Linked DNA regions of Mus musculus: all the other regions are linked to region 3. A link is a contact called in ENCODE Hi-C or POLR2A ChIA-PET data. All regions are on one chromosome and are shown on one strand. The core of a region is the stretch at or near the end of the contact, and the rest is flanking DNA. Distances in the headings are between cores, read along the strand shown. Region 1 overlaps Kansl1l (KAT8 regulatory NSL complex subunit 1-like). Region 2 holds the start of Acadl (acyl-Coenzyme A dehydrogenase, long-chain). Region 3 holds the start of Kansl1l (KAT8 regulatory NSL complex subunit 1-like).

Region 1 (2,848 bases), core at 326-2,825, 35 kb after region 3:
TTATTATTATTCATCTCAGATCCATTGTAATAGCCACAGCATTGGCTAAGAGGTGTGCTTGGCTGCCTGGACATTAAGGCATTCTGTCTTTGTCATAAGCTTGAGTGAGTGGAGGAGCCAGTGTGTGGGACACTGGTCACTGTCTAAGAATTGTGGGGAGTGAAGCATTTCTGCAGGGTGTTGGTGGGAGAGTCGGTGGGGAGGCAGATGGTCAGCTATGTGTCAGCAGCGTGGCCAGACTACATTTATACAAGATGTTCAGGCTAAGGAAAATCATATTCGACTTATACTCATATCTGCAGAAAAAGAAGGACTGGTAGGAAATGGTAAACATTCTAGATCTAAAATATGTAAAGCATACATTTCCAAATAATATAGGTGATAAAAAATCGAGATACGAAATATTTTAGATATGTATATTACAAATTGCATACCTTGTATATTTATGCTGTTATTTTAATTCCATTTAGTAAATTACTGAAGTGATGCTGATAGGAATTTGTTTGGCTCTGAATGTATATGTAGGAAAGAATGGTATAAAATCTTTGGTCTGTGTTCACTAAGACCTGTAGCAAATAAAATATGAAATAAAAAGGGAGAAAACCGTAGAAATCAAGGAATAACAAGCCACAAGTCTTTGTTCTGACAGAGTTGATAAACATATCTAGGATGATTAGAAGAAAATGACCAAAAATAGAACTAAAGATGTCATATTACTAAAACAATAATGGAATATTATGAGTGATTATGTGCTTATCAATGAAAATATTTGAACCAAATAGTCTTATGATTTATAACAAAATTTATCAAATATTGCTAAAGAAATAAAAGACATGATAGATGTTATATCATTTAGAAACATTAAATTGATAATCTTTCCAGATGTAATTTCCAGCCTAGCTATTTTCACTGATTATTTTTGAAACGTGTGTAAATAATTCCAATTATATTAAAAACTCTTTGATAGAGTAAAAGAGAAAAAATTCTTGCTAGTTTACTCTGAGGCCAGCATTAGCGTGAGTCTGACACTGGACAAACATAGAAGAAAGCAGGAGAAACGCAGCTCCTTTCACACTAGCCATCAGAGCATTCATAACAAATGTCACATAGAATTGGGCATAATAATTTAATCATGAGCACACACATCATTAACATTCAAACTTTAAATAAATTAACATCAAAAGTAATTTGACAAATTTCAAACCCACTTATAACTGACAACATATCAGCCTGAGTTACATAGGCAGTGTTTCAAGATAAAACAAAACCTACTCAGAATGCAATGTTACATAGACACATACTTTAGGCTGTTTATCATTTGTCTGTCGAATCATGTGTAAATTGGAAATGAAATATTTCCAGTAAGTTAGAGTTGATAAAGAAGTTACACCAGGAAGCTATAGCCCAGTTAAATGTGGACATGCTATTTGCACAGGCATGTTATTAACGGAACTCTGCATAATCCTTTGCAAAGCAGAAGGTGCATATGAGAAAATAATCTTCAGCAGGTGTTGGCAAGCAGACTCATGAACCAAATGGGATTTAGTTCCTGTCTTGAAAATAGTTACATTGGAACACAGCCACCCCGTGGTGTGTATGGCCTATAGCCACTCTCATATTTCAAAGGCAGAGTTGAATAGTTACAGAGATCCTCTGACCACAAAACCTAAAGCATTTGTTATATGTGTCTGCAGAGATAAAGTTTGCTAACCTCTGATCTAAAGGAACCCAATTCTAGGGTAGAAAGGTTGTCCTAGGTGAGCAAATACCAGTTGAGAAGGTTGATCAGTTTATTTTTCTAGGACCAATCTTTCTTTTTTTTTTTTTTTTAACATTCATTTCTTACAACTAGACCTTGTGTCTTGATTAGTCATCAATTTGCTGTATGGTGAACTAACAAAACCTGTGTTAAAGGAAAGATTACATTAAACATGTCTCTCTTTAAGCCTTGGAAATCTAAGATGTCATTCTGGAAAGTTCTTATTTCAGTAACTATACTTCAAAGACAAGAATCTAGACTCTAGGTTCAAGTATTTAGGCTGGAACTTACGAGGTGGCACAGTGGGTTAAGAGCACATGCTGCTTTTATAGAGGGCCCGGGTTTTTCCCTCAGCACCCAGCTCTGTAAGTACAGTGCTGGGGCCGGTGACCTGGGTTCCCATGGTACTGAGTGTGGATGTGCTATACATGCATACATGCAGGCAAACACCTCCATACTAACATTTTAAGAAAAGAACCTTGTAGTATTTCCGACAAGTTAAGCATTGACTACAAGCAAGCAAGCATAGAATTGTAAGGCATAGGCCACCATTTGGAAGATGTACTGTTTTTACGCAGCCCAAGTGGTGTCCATGTACAGATGTCCTTGCCTTTTTCTTTGTTGAAGATAGGAATACCACCAGTGGTCAGCAGCTGGTAGTTTGAGCTCAGTTTTGTGTACCTCTGAAATGCAGAGAGCCATTGTTCTTAGAGATTTAGCAGCCCAAACTTATACACCAATTACATACAGATTAAATCGTATAGGTTCTCTAATATACCTAACCTATATTCTGATTGGTCTACTCTATAGTTACATCATTGGTCTACTCTACAGTTACAACATATATGTTGTTTATATAAGACATATTTTGACTTTAAATCTGTCTTCAAAAAAAGTCGACTATAAACTTACCTGTTATCTGTTATGTTTGCAACAGTATTTTAAAGAAAAACATGTTTATTAATCAATTTGTTTACATTTCAAATGTTACTCTCTTTCCTGGTCTCCCTTCCACGAACTCCTCACCCATGCCCCACCCCTTTCCCTCTAAGAATGTGTTCCTCCACCCACCCACCTACTCTTGCGTCA
Region 2 (2,700 bases), core at 85-2,584, 46 kb before region 3:
CTGGTTATTGTTCAACCTTTCATATCATTAGAATACAGCTGATCCTACACTTACAAGCTTGTTTCTTATATGTATGTGTAAGGCCTGAGTCCGATCCCCAGGAATAAGTGTACACACACACACACACACACACACACACACACACACACACACACTACTTGTTTGTTTTTATTTTATAAAAGGAAACAATAACTTCATGATAAACCAGATGAACAGGATCTTAAACAAACGTGCCTCCAGTTAGCCTTAGCAAGAATGCAACAGAGCAAGGACACACACCATTTGCATTAATTCTGCCACTAGGAAACCCGGGGAAAAAAAAAAAAAGACAAAACAAACAGCCCCACCCCCAACCAGATCAAGTTACTCCTAGAAAATAAACGACTCTTCTGAGCATTTGTAAACATAGCCCTAGGGAAGCAGAAAGACAGGTAGATCACTACCAAACCGGCTAGCCAAATCTATAAACTCCAGGTTCAGTGAGAAACCTGGAGGGCAATTGATGAAGACATCTGATAGGAACTTCTGGACTCCACATGAGTGCACGACAGACAGACGACACACATGAATGAAATGTAATCTAAAATTATTTTTTTAAATAAAAAAAGACTATGTTTTCCAGATTGTTGGTGCCGTGAAACCCTAAAGCTTTTCTTTGAAACATTTCTGTATGTCCTACTCAGTGGGCTGTCAGTAGTTGATTGCTAACACAAAATGTCTTTCACTTTCACTATTTCAGATTCCGTAACTGTTGTTATTAGAAAGGCCCCCTTGCCTCCTTAGAAATCGATGTAATGTACACATTCTTTAGAGTTCAAAACCTGTCAGGCATTTCCCATTACAAATCATCAAATCCATAAACCCAAATAATACATGTCCTTGAATTGAACCAAAACAACAACAAAAAAAGGAAACAACCATATGCGAGTTCAAGTACTATTGGAGAATTGAACCAATTGTTATTCCGTTATCAAATATACTTACTTATTTATTTTCAAAGAGTAGCTACAAACGTTTGCAAGGAAAAAAACAAAACCAAAACAAACAAAAAACCCAAACCAAATCAGCACAATCCTTTACAGTGAGTACTCATACATTTATCGACATTCAGAGAGCTTTCCGAAGTTAGAAAATTAACTCCATGCACCTTTCAGTGCGGGGGTGGGACGACTCTCCAGGGAACCCTCGCTCAGCCCTGCAGCCGGGAGGGGAGGGCGCACGGGGCGTCGCGCAGAGCCTGGCGCAGACCCCGCCCGAGCTGGCGGCACCGCCCTGCGGCCCGCAGTTGGCTGTCCCCGAGGCCCGCCCCACCGTCCCGCCGTCCGGCCGCCCCTCTGTCCGCCTGCCCCCGCCGCGGAGCCCGCCAGTCCCGTCCGCCGCCGTCCATCCCGCCATGGCTGCGCGCCTGCTCCTCCGCTCCCTGCGCGTCCTGAGCGCCCGCTCGGCGCCACGCCCGCTGCCCTCCGCCCGGTGAGTGCGGGTACAGCCTGGGGTACCGGCAGCCGGGGCGGCGGAGCTCTGGGGATGGGGTGTGACGCGCTACGGTCAAGCCGGGGCGACGCGGCCGGAGGAAGGGACCGGGCCTTCTCTCCGGAACCCGGGGCTGCCCGCTGTGGCGTGGAGAACTCGGGGTGTCCCCACCACGGTCCGCCGCGCCCCAAAAGGCAAGGCAACCCCTAATGCTCGCTCCAGGCCTGGGCCCCGCCCCACGTCCTACAGTGTCCCGTGAACTGACTTTGAAAGTGTTGTCCCAGCTTTAGCGGGAGCGATCACCCCCTGGGCGCTCTGCCACCGAGTAGTGCGACCTTTAGCCCAGTTGGAACGGAGACTGGGGACTGCCACCTGACAGTGAACTTGGGACTTGGTGTGCGGAGGCGGGGACCGGAAGACCAGAGCAACTTCAATCATCCCGACTCAGGCGTCCAGGCGTAGGCCCCATCTGATAAATTAGTTGTACACTTATTACTAAATCCTTAAACTAATTAAATGTAGAGGGATTAATGGGCAGCTCCCAAGAGCTTTAGAGACTTTTGGGGGTGTTTATACTGAGATCAAGTTTTACCTGTCTAAAAATCCATTCCTTGGATAAAGCAGACTGGAAGTGTAAAGCTTTGTTAATTATGGTGGCAGGACATTTAAATGAGCTAATTAGCACATTGTTGCGAAGTACAATACAGTGCTGTGGTAAAGCTTATCCATCCGGAGGAGACTTGGGAAAGTTCCGAGGACTTTAAGATAGGAATGCTTTTCTATTCTCCGGAGGAAGTGATGTTCTGACGCTCTTAAAATTAGAGCACCCTGAAGATGAACAGAGACACCTGCATCGGTGGCAAAGGACAGGCCAGCTGACTCATTGCTGGATGCTGCGAAAGGGTGTGTTCCTATTGTTCTAGCTTTTCTTATTTCTTTTTATGTTAATAATATTTCTGTATTTTTTTAATTAGAGAACCCCCCAAATGATCTTATTTTGATTCAAGTGTGGGAAGAAGCTCTGCCTTACAGAGGATTATTGGAGAATGGTCAGTGAGCCAGGAGCTATAGTTTTATCGTCACGGGTTTCTTAAAGGGTTATGAGTATAATGGCCAACGATCCAGTTGAAAGGCAGTCTGAGTCAGCATTTATGGAGCGAGGCCTAGGCTGAGCCCAAGAACGTTTACATCCAGCTGCCAGGGCCTGAGTGTGCCAATGGGTCATTTCAT
Region 3 (2,978 bases), core at 234-2,733:
GTCTATGATTTAACAATGTAAGAGACAGTGTTGTTTTCTGCTCCAATAGTTGGATGCATATCATCTCCACCTAAGGGTACTGCTTTCTAAGTTATTCATGCCTTCCTCCCATTTTTTTTTTTTTTGTGAAGCCTTTAAAATGAATGCCCAGGTGAATACAGGATCTTAGAACTGCTTGATCACCGTTGACTTCTCAAACGGCTATACATCCACTGTGCAGTTTTGTTTTGGGTTTAGACACAGTCTCAGTATGTCGCTATGATTATCCTGGACCTAACCACTAGACTAGGCTGGCCCACCTGTGCCTGGGATTAAAGGTTTGTACCATCACTCCAGACCCTACCACATTCTTTAAGTGTTTTACCCATCCCTTTAAATATGACAAATATCCAGTGTTTACTTTTTCCTCCAACACACTGTTAGTCCATGATTTTTAATTGAATGAAGGCAAATCTATTTTCTGGACTGCCCATCCTTGACCCATATTGAGCAATTATTGTTCTGAGTAATTTTTATAACCATTTTCCCTACTGTAGGCAGTTTATCATAAAAATTATTTCAGCTATTTATTCATGTACTAGAAAAAGAAAGAACAGTTAATTTTCCAACTCTGGTAATGTCTTAAGTATTGCTTCTTTATGACTTCAATTCTATACACTCCTGCCTGTAAGCCCTTCCAAATAAATAAGGTAGAAGTGATATATCGATCTAAAAATTCTAGTGCCTTTTCACTTCCTACAGCATTCTAGTGAAAATCTGCTTAGCAAAGCGTCTAATCTATTATCTAAGGAGCTATATTTAGGCTATCGTTTTTTTCTCAAGCATCAAGTTCAAGCCTGGGGAAATGCCCGGGTGCGTTTAACGGTGGTGAGCTGCGAGCTGCGAGCTGGGCCAGGTGCAAGACTCGCTCGCAGAGATGTTTCTGTCTCTAGCCAACTGTTTCCATTAAAATCCCGCTGGTCTGCGCTACCTCAGAGTTAACTGCAGAGCTCCTTAATCATAAGCTAACTCAAATGTATCCATGGCAGGTCTGCCACCTATTTTAAGGTCCTCAGAGGTCCGACAGAGCATGACTCGGGATCGAGCCTCTGGGACCCATAGAAGCAAAAGGTTGGAGCGTTGAGGGCTGCTTAACCCTCGGCCTGGCCAGGACGGCCCTGCCCGCCCGGAGTTTCCAGGTCTTATTTTCCTGTAACAGACCTAAAGAAACCGCAGCGCCCCGCAGCACGGCCGGCGGGGTGACTTTTGCGGGCTGGCACCGGGGTGGAGAGAGCGCGGGACAACGGCGGCGCGGAACGCACTGGGAGCCGGCAGAGTTCGGCCACCGCGCTCAGGCTGCTTTCAGAACGCTCCCAGCGGCTTCCGCGGGCCCCGCCCCCGCCGGGGTTTCCCCGCCGCCCGTCTCATTTGCATGGCGCGCCCCTCCCCCGCTGCCATTGGCCGGCGCCGGGCCCCGCCCTCCCCCACTCCCCTCCCTCCGCCGTAGGGTTCCGTCCCCCGAGCGCCCGGAGCTGCGGGCAGCGGGCGGACTGTTAAACCGCGGCGGCGGCGTCAGCCGGGGCGGGAGCGGGGCGCGCTCTGGAGACGAGTCGGCGGCGCCCCGGGTGGGGGGAGGCGGGCGGACAGCTAGAGATCGCCTCGGCGGCCCCCACCACGGCCGGACCGAAGGTGCGGCGGCGGAGGGCAGCCAGGGCGCCCCAGCAGGCGAGTGGCCGGCGTCGCAGCGGCGGGCTGAGGGGGGTGGGTCTCCTCGGCGGGGGACGGCGGCGGCGCGGGGCGGGAAAGAGCGGAGAAGACCGCCGGGTGGACTCGCGGGCTCGGCGTCCGCCGGGCAGCCCCCTTTGCACCCCGAACCCTGCTTGCCGTTGGACTGCGGGCCCCGGCACAAGACCGTGCTTTGGGGCAGGGGTCGGACCGCAGCCAAATTTAAACGGCTAAACCTAACAGCCTTGGCAGACACGGCGGGGAGGGGAGGGCGGGGCAGGGGGCGGGCCTGGATTCGAGTCACGTGGGGATGGGGCGGGGCTTGGCAGGCCTCCCTTTTGTTTTGGCTGGCGCGTGCGCAGAAGGCGGAACACGTGGTTTTTCTTGGGCACGCCCTCTCCCTCCCCCCCCCCCCGCCCCCCGCAAGGCTGGAGCAGCGGCGCCTGTCCTGGGGGTGTGGGGCGCTCTGTGGGAAGCTTTCCGTAACGCTGAGCTTGGCTGGCCAGCGGCGACATTAATTTCTTCTTATTTGGGGCCGTTATGGATTTGGCCTTTAGAATTGTTTGGGGTGGAAGGGAGTGTTGTGGTTTATTGAAAGGTAACCGGTCCGAGTTGGTGTTGCTGCTTGTGCCCAAGAGGGGAGAGGGCTAGCTTTAAAAAAAGAAACAGCGTTTGGTAAGGAGAAATAAATGCAGGACGGTGTTGTGTGGTCCCAAATCGGGGAAGGAGCTGTTGGGATCTGCCTTGCGAGGAGCGGGCGCTGCGTGGGCGTCCTCGGTACCCCCGCAGAAGGCGCGGTGGCGGTTCCCTGTCCTCGCTGTTCCCATCGCGGGTTCCCGGGAGACTGGAGTTGTGGGAGTCACCTTCTGGCTTTGATTCCCCCAGCTTGGACGCAGAATGTGCCGGAGAGACTAAGAAAGATTGGCCGCCGCCGCCGCCTTTAATAGTTTAACTTTGTGTTTGTAGAAAGGTTTTTAAATCCTGATTGGATAGGGCAAGTTTGATAGCAACATAACTTCCCCGAAACTGTTCCTGAGCACAGCTGGCAAAACAGGCAGGATTTGAGGGTAGAAGTAGTTCTAAAAATAATTCGACAGTGGAGGGGGAAAAGCGCAGGTGTGGAACGCAGACTGTTTAGTAATGCCGGGGGTTGATTTCTGCGGTTTCCAGAGAGCTAACTAGCCGTTTCCTTGGGCAAGTCACAGCCTTGCTGATACATCTGTTTCCTCTGGAAAACCGTTTCGTAATACAGTTCCTGCCTTAAAAGAGTGTAA

The links. Hi-C counts contacts between places; a loop is a spot of excess contacts on that map. ChIA-PET counts read pairs that join two places held with the same protein, here RNA polymerase II (POLR2A).
Region 1: a loop to region 3 is called in a map of gastrocnemius, with 2.3 times the contacts of the local background. The contact joins the enhancer-like site here to the promoter of Kansl1l in region 3. A Hi-C loop is called at or near these places in 5 of 37 maps with a recorded cell type or tissue (gastrocnemius, heart, regulatory T cell and 1 more). POLR2A ChIA-PET finds 5 or more read pairs at or near these places in 1 of 5 experiments (Patski).
Region 2: a map of gastrocnemius shows a loop between it and region 3 (5-fold over the local background). The contact joins the promoter of Acadl here to the promoter of Kansl1l in region 3. A Hi-C loop is called at or near these places in 8 of 37 maps with a recorded cell type or tissue (adrenal gland, gastrocnemius, heart and 1 more). POLR2A ChIA-PET finds 5 or more read pairs at or near these places in 4 of 5 experiments (Patski and embryonic stem cell).

What each region holds. Positions count from the first base shown.
Region 1 is chr1:66,781,225-66,784,072 of GRCm38, reverse strand. The region is part of intron 2 of Kansl1l (KAT8 regulatory NSL complex subunit 1-like); the gene reads left to right. The region is part of intron 1 of Gm46093 (a long non-coding RNA gene); the gene reads right to left. It also overlaps the pseudogene Gm15789. Among named protein-coding and RNA genes, the nearest start is that of Kansl1l, 35 kb to the left of the region's middle. Within about 2 kb of position 1,575, at least 1 of the 3 ENCODE cell types and tissues checked has a DNase peak (open chromatin) inside an H3K27ac peak, as active enhancers do; it is gastrocnemius, where a contact is called at or near this core.
Region 2 is chr1:66,861,943-66,864,642 of GRCm38, reverse strand. It overlaps Acadl (acyl-Coenzyme A dehydrogenase, long-chain), which reads left to right and starts at 1,334. Exons shown (of 11, transcript NM_007381.4): 1 at 1,334-1,470. The coding sequence starts at 1,394.
Region 3 is chr1:66,816,100-66,819,077 of GRCm38, reverse strand. Kansl1l (KAT8 regulatory NSL complex subunit 1-like) reads left to right here and starts at 1,483. Exons shown (of 15, transcript NM_001122738.1): 1 at 1,483-1,704.